2 separate regions of the Homo sapiens genome follow, and region 2 is linked to region 1. Evidence: chromatin contacts called from ENCODE Hi-C or POLR2A ChIA-PET data. All regions are on one chromosome and are shown on one strand. The core of a region is the stretch at or near the end of the contact, and the rest is flanking DNA. Distances in the headings are between cores, read along the strand shown. Region 1 overlaps XIRP1 (xin actin binding repeat containing 1). Region 2 has its middle 63 kb from the start of ULK4.

What was found. Hi-C counts contacts between places; a loop is a spot of excess contacts on that map. ChIA-PET counts read pairs that join two places held with the same protein, here RNA polymerase II (POLR2A). Pooled maps may share reads with other maps.
Region 2: a loop to region 1 is called in a map of gastrocnemius medialis, with 9 times the contacts of the local background. The contact joins two enhancer-like sites. A Hi-C loop is called at or near these places in 1 of 168 maps with a recorded cell type or tissue (gastrocnemius medialis) and 1 of 50 pooled maps. POLR2A ChIA-PET finds 5 or more read pairs at or near these places in 1 of 52 experiments (PC-9).

What each region holds. Positions count from the first base shown.
Region 1 is chr3:39,183,418-39,186,795 of GRCh38, reverse strand. XIRP1 (xin actin binding repeat containing 1) reads left to right here. Exons shown (of 2, transcript NM_194293.4): 2 at 1-3,378. The coding sequence ends at 2,882. Among named protein-coding and RNA genes, the nearest start is that of XIRP1, 7.5 kb to the left of the region's middle. Within about 2 kb of position 2,020, at least 5 of the 41 ENCODE cell types and tissues checked have a DNase peak (open chromatin) inside an H3K27ac peak, as active enhancers do; they include gastrocnemius medialis, where a contact is called at or near this core.
Region 2 is chr3:42,023,474-42,026,790 of GRCh38, reverse strand. It overlaps a transcript of TRAK1 not described here. Among named protein-coding and RNA genes, the nearest start is that of ULK4, 63 kb to the right of the region's middle. RefSeq lists an enhancer at 1,535-2,453. Within about 2 kb of position 1,601, at least 30 of the 41 ENCODE cell types and tissues checked have a DNase peak (open chromatin) inside an H3K27ac peak, as active enhancers do; they include gastrocnemius medialis, where a contact is called at or near this core.

The DNA.
Region 1 (3,378 bases), core at 771-3,270:
GCGGTCTTGGGACCTCCGTGGCAAGGACTGGGCTGGTGATGCAGGAGACAGAGCAGGGCCTGGTCGCACTGACTGCCTACTCTCTGCAGCCCCGGCTAACTAGCAAGGCCTCTGAGAGGAGCAGCGTGCAGCTGTTGGCCAGCTGCATAGATAAAGGAGACCTGAGTGGCCTGCACAGTCTGCGGTGGGAGCCCCCGGCTGACCCGAGTCCAGTGCCAGCCAGCGAGGGGGCCCAGAGCCTGCACCCAACTGAGAGCATCATCCATGTTCCCCCACTGGACCCCAGCATGGGGATGGGGCATCTGAGAGCCTCAGGGGCCACCCCTTGCCCTCCTCAGGCCATTGGAAAGGCAGTCCCTCTGGCTGGGGAAGCTGCAGCACCAGCCCAATTGCAAAACACAGAAAAGCAGGAAGACAGTCACTCTGGACAGAAAGGGATGGCAGTCTTGGGAAAGTCAGAAGGAGCCACGACTACCCCTCCGGGGCCTGGGGCCCCAGACCTCCTGGCCGCCATGCAGAGTCTGCGGATGGCAACAGCTGAAGCCCAGAGCCTGCACCAGCAAGTTCTGAACAAGCACAAGCAGGGCCCCACCCCAACAGCCACTTCCAACCCCATCCAGGACGGTCTTCGGAAAGCTGGGGCTACCCAAAGCAACATAAGGCCTGGGGGTGGAAGTGATCCCCGGATCCCAGCAGCCCCCAGAAAGGTCAGTAGGGAAGAGCAAGCACTACCCAGAGGGCTGCCTGGGGGGTGGGTGACAATTCAGGATGGCATCTACACCGCTCATCCCGTGAGGACCTTTGACCCACCTGGGGGTGTCCAGCTTTCTCAGAGGGAACCCCAGTCAAGGCACAGGGAGACTGCCCTCTCAGTCCAGGCTCCCCGCCCACTCCAGGGAGGCCCAGGTCAGAGTACTGGGCCAGGGCGGGAGGAGCCTGGGGGCTGCACACAGATGGCCTGGGGGCCACCAGGGAAGGCGATGGCAGAAGTCTGCCCAGGGGGCCTCCAAGCTGCAGAGACCACCCTGAAGACTGCCCCTCTAGGCCGCCACATTCTGGCCTCTGGGCCCCAAGCTGCAGGTGCCAGCCCGCACCCCCATAATGCCTTTGTTCCTCCTCCTCCTACTCTCCCAGCTGCTGTGACAGGACCTGACTTTCCAGCTGGAGCCCACCGTGCTGAGGACTCCATCCAGCAAGCCTCTGAGCCCCTGAAGGACCCCCTTCTTCACTCCCACAGCAGCCCTGCTGGCCAGAGAACCCCTGGAGGGTCACAGACAAAGACCCCAAAACTGGACCCCACCATGCCCCCAAAGAAGAAGCCGCAGCTGCCCCCTAAACCTGCACACCTAACCCAGAGCCACCCTCCTCAGAGGCTGCCCAAGCCCTTGCCTCTATCTCCCAGCTTTTCCTCGGAGGTGGGGCAAAGAGAACACCAACGAGGTGAGAGAGATACAGCCATCCCTCAGCCAGCCAAGGTTCCCACTACTGTAGACCAGGGCCACATACCTCTGGCCAGATGTCCCAGTGGACATAGCCAGCCCAGCTTACAACATGGCCTCAGCACCACGGCCCCCAGGCCCACCAAGAATCAGGCTACAGGCAGCAATGCCCAGAGCTCTGAGCCCCCCAAGCTCAATGCCCTCAACCATGATCCCACCTCACCACAGTGGGGCCCCGGCCCCTCAGGAGAGCAGCCCATGGAAGGTTCCCACCAAGGGGCCCCTGAGAGCCCTGACAGTCTGCAAAGAAACCAGAAAGAGCTCCAGGGCCTCCTGAACCAGGTGCAAGCCCTGGAGAAGGAGGCCGCAAGCAGTGTGGACGTGCAGGCCCTGCGGAGGCTCTTTGAGGCCGTGCCCCAGCTGGGAGGGGCTGCTCCTCAGGCTCCTGCTGCCCACCAAAAGCCCGAGGCCTCAGTGGAGCAGGCCTTTGGGGAGCTGACACGGGTCAGCACGGAAGTTGCTCAACTGAAGGAACAGACCTTGGCAAGGCTGCTGGACATTGAAGAGGCTGTGCACAAGGCACTCAGCTCCATGTCTAGCCTCCAGCCTGAGGCCAGTGCCAGAGGCCATTTCCAGGGACCTCCAAAAGACCACAGTGCCCACAAGATCAGTGTCACAGTCAGCAGTAGCGCCAGGCCCAGTGGCTCAGGCCAGGAGGTCGGAGGTCAAACTGCAGTCAAGAACCAAGCCAAGGTTGAATGCCACACTGAGGCCCAGAGTCAAGTCAAGATCAGAAATCACACAGAGGCCAGAGGTCACACAGCCTCAACTGCCCCTTCCACCAGGAGGCAGGAGACATCAAGAGAGTATTTGTGCCCTCCTCGGGTTTTACCTTCCAGCCGAGATTCTCCCTCCTCCCCAACATTTATCTCCATCCAGTCGGCCACAAGGAAGCCTCTAGAGACTCCCAGCTTTAAGGGCAACCCTGATGTCTCAGTGAAAAGCACACAACTGGCTCAGGACATAGGCCAGGCCCTGCTCCACCAGAAAGGTGTCCAAGACAAAACTGGGAAGAAGGACATCACCCAGTGCTCTGTGCAACCTGAACCTGCCCCTCCCTCAGCCAGTCCCCTGCCCAGAGGGTGGCAAAAGAGTGTTCTGGAGCTACAGACGGGGCCAGGGAGCTCACAACACTATGGAGCCATGAGAACCGTGACTGAACAGTATGAGGAGGTGGACCAGTTTGGGAACACAGTCCTCATGTCTTCCACCACAGTCACCGAGCAGGCAGAGCCACCCAGGAACCCAGGCTCCCACCTCGGGCTCCACGCCTCCCCCTTGCTGAGGCAGTTCCTGCACAGCCCAGCTGGGTTCAGCAGTGACCTGACAGAAGCTGAGACGGTGCAGGTGTCCTGCAGCTACTCCCAGCCAGCTGCCCAGTGAGGCCCACCGCCTCCCACCACACCTGCCACCTGTTCCTGGCCTCCACTGCCCCAGGACTGAAGTGGGTACCTGCCTCCTGTACACTGGAGCAAGGACCAAGAGGAAATGGCATCTTCAGAGGATTACTGTGGGCCATTTCCCTTTCGCAGTTCTTTCAATAGGCCCAGTTCTTCCAAATGGAAAAAGAAAGGTCTGGAAGAGGCCCACAGAGTTGCACAGGCGTGGGGGTAGGATGGGGGCTCCCAGCTGCTTGTGGAGGATGTAATATATACAGACACACACATGTTTTTCACACAGGCCTGGCCCACGCATCGACATGTGTGAATTTGCACACCACTGCCTGAATTGGAGCCCCCCAGAGTGTCCCTCTACCCAGAGTTTTTATTTCTTTAATTAGTCTGAGTGTTCCCAGCCATCTGCTCCTTAATCCCTGGAGAGGAACAGAGCCAACTGGACACAGCGTTGGTCTCTGTTTGGAATCACTGTGAGGTCTCCA
Region 2 (3,317 bases), core at 352-2,851, 2.8 Mb before region 1:
CACTTTGGGAGGCCGAGGCAGGCAGATCACCTGAGGTCGGGAGTTCAAGACCAGCCTGGCCAACATGGTGAAATTCCATCTCTACTAAAAATACAAAAATTAGCCAGGCGTGGTGGCACGTGCCTGTAGTCTCAGCTACTCGGGAGGCTGAGGCAGGAGAATCACTTGAACCTGGGAGGCAGAGGTTGCAGTGAGCTGAGATCATGCCACTGCACTCTAGCCTGGGCAACAGAGTGAGACTCTGTCTCAAAAAAAAAAAAAAAAAAGAGATCACTGATCTCTTTGATCACTGAGATCCAGGATAACAGCTGCAGAAGAGGTGATTAGCCAAACAAACAACACACAAATTGGTATGTAAAAATAATCGGTGCCCTGGCTAGCTTATCAGTCCATTGAGGTAAAAGCGATCCTGTACAAAAACTACCACTGTGCCAGAGGAGTGAAGAGGCAGCAAGCTAACCACGCAATTCAAAACAGGCTCTTGTCAAAAAAATTCTCTAGTATATGATCACCCTGAGACTTACCCACATTTCTTATACTTTCTATGAAATGCTAAGGCTCACTTTTAATCTAAAATAGACAAACTTTCTTCATGTGCCTCTGAGTCCTCTTCTAGTTTCACAAAGGATTAAATAAAAAGGGCCTCAAAGGACAAAAGAAGGAAGTATAGAAAGGAGGGATGGAGGGAGAGACAGGGAGAATGAGAATACAGAAAAATAGAGGAAAGCAAGAAAGAGACAGAGGGAGAAAGATAAACGGAGAAAGAAGAAAGAACAAACAGCAGAGAGAGAAACAAAGAAACAGAGACAGAGGAAGAAAGAAAAGAAAAAAGTTCATGGGAAAAAAATAGTGATGCATTTCATGGAAAAGCTATTTGTTAAAGAGTCCCTCTTTTTTCTGTGTACAGTATCATGCCATATGTGGGAAGTGAACAAGGCTGGAACACCGCCTAAGAACATCTGCCACGGACTTTAAAAGCCCTAATAATAGCACAGCTGGTGTCCCCAGCCTAATGAGCTCACCACCCACGTGACTGCTCCTTCTCCAGCAGATTCTCCAGAGAGAGAAGGCAGCCAGCAAGAGAAGCAGTCCCCGCCCCCGCCCTCCCCCACATTCATGCTTTATTTCCTCCACGGCTTTCATTCTCCCCTTCCAGAAACCACCCCTTCTCATTTTCTTGAGCTAAGTTACCCTGATCCAGCAGTCCTTTGAACAGACACATTCTTCTTTTCTCCTTCCCCTCTCCCTTTGAACAGACACATTCTTAACATGAAAGGCAAATACCAGAAATAAAATATGGGGACATCACTACAGGTCTTATGGACATTGAAAGAGTAATAATTGTGCCAATTAATTCAGTAGCTTAGATAAAGTGGATAAAGCCCTTAAAATACACAACTTATCAAAATTAATGTAAGAAGATATAAATAACCCTATACTTATTTTTAAAATGGAATTCCAAATGAAAAATTTTCTACACCACAACGAAAGGCCAGCGTGCCCCAGCGTGCCTCGTTGCCAGGGTCTGAGGTACAGGCCCCTCCAGGAGTGCTGGTCTGGGAAGTTATGTCTGACAGGAAGACTCTCCCCCTGACCAAGGCATATTGCTAGGAGGAAACCAAGCACAGCAGAAAGCGGGGCAGGGAGGACGTAAACAAAGAAGTTAGGTTTTTACAAGGTTGGCAAGTTTTAACCCCCTCTGGTATAATCTTTTGAAACTAATTCCCATCACGGTATGCTTTTAAAAGCTCTCTAGCATTTTAAGAAACTGCAACTTAGCATCAGGAAGGGAAAGAATTTCAGCTTCTAAGGGGAAGCCTAGCAGAAAGTGACAAGAGGAGACTCACGTTGGCACTGATGTGGTATCCCTAGCAATTGGAAGAGAAGCTGAAAAATCTGGGATCTCTCACTCTCAGTCCAGGGCAACACATCCTGACAGCCAGGAAGAGTCAAATGGCTATGGTAAGACGTATGGGGTTTATTCACCAGAAAAAGACAAAGAACGCCACATTTCAAAACTCAGGCTTGGTAACACAATAGCATGGGTGTGTATGCAAGCATGAAGTACTGAAGCTAACAAATTACTAGATTCTATCCCTGTCTAGCAAGTACTTATTTCAATAGCAATCATATGATTAGCTGAAAGTGGGCAATCATTAACTTCATCTACTGTTAAACAGTTACACACAAAAACATGGTGCTTTATATCTTGTTAATATCATGAATAAGTTATGTAACCCTTGACAGTGTTCTGTTTTGATTTAAAATACCAATGCTATTGCTGCCATAAGTTAAACACTGCAAAATTATAAAACTTCAAAGATAATTACAGCATTTTAAGGACTATCATAAATACTTTTATGCAACTGCGATGTTTACAAGGCTAAGCCAGCATCTCTTCTGAAAAACAAAGAACCAAATGATACAACTAGAAATATCTGCATACCTACTATGTATAAACAAACCCAAAAGATATTTTAGCTTCTATCTCACTTGGCCTCTCACAGCAGAGTAACCCTGTGAACCCTACCCTTCACCAAAAGAACACTCCCTCCCCCAGCAATTCTGGTCTTCTCCCAATCTCTAGTCACTACTCCTCTGTGAGTTCTCCTACACATGGATATCACTACACAGGAATGGTCCCCAAACCCTTGCCTCAAACTCCTATCCCTCTTCGAAGTGTCAGGCCCAGACGTCCCACTGCCCTAAACATCTCCACTTAGAAATCTCAGGAGTAGCCGGTCACGGTGGCTCACGCCTGTAATCCCAGCACTTTGGGGGGCCAAGGAGGGCGAATCACCTGAGGTCAGGAATTCGAGACCAGCCTGGCCAACATGGCGAAACCCCATCCCTACTAAAAATATAAAAATTAGCCAGGCGTGGTGGCAGGCGCCTGTAATCCCCAGATACTCGGGAGGCTGAGGCAGGAGAATTGCTTGAACCCGGGAGACGGAGGCTGCAGTGAGCCAAGACTGTGCCACTGCACTCCAGCCTGGACAATAGAGTGAGATTCCGTCTCAAAAAAAAAAAAAAAAAAAAAAAAAAACCCTCACGAGCACGTCAAACTCAGCACATTCAAAACAAGACCCTCCAGGTCCTCACCGCTGGGACAACTGATTAATGGTGGTCCAACTCAGAAACCTCAGCCTTATCCTTCACTCCGCCCCCTCCCTTACCCTACCACTATCTCTTCAACAACAAAGGCTTATCTCTTAAACATCTACCCACACTATCACTCGCTAACCCCCACCCTCTCTCACCTTGAGTACAGCCAGAGCTTCCAGCTGGGTCTCAGTCATCATGGAGGTAAGATAAGG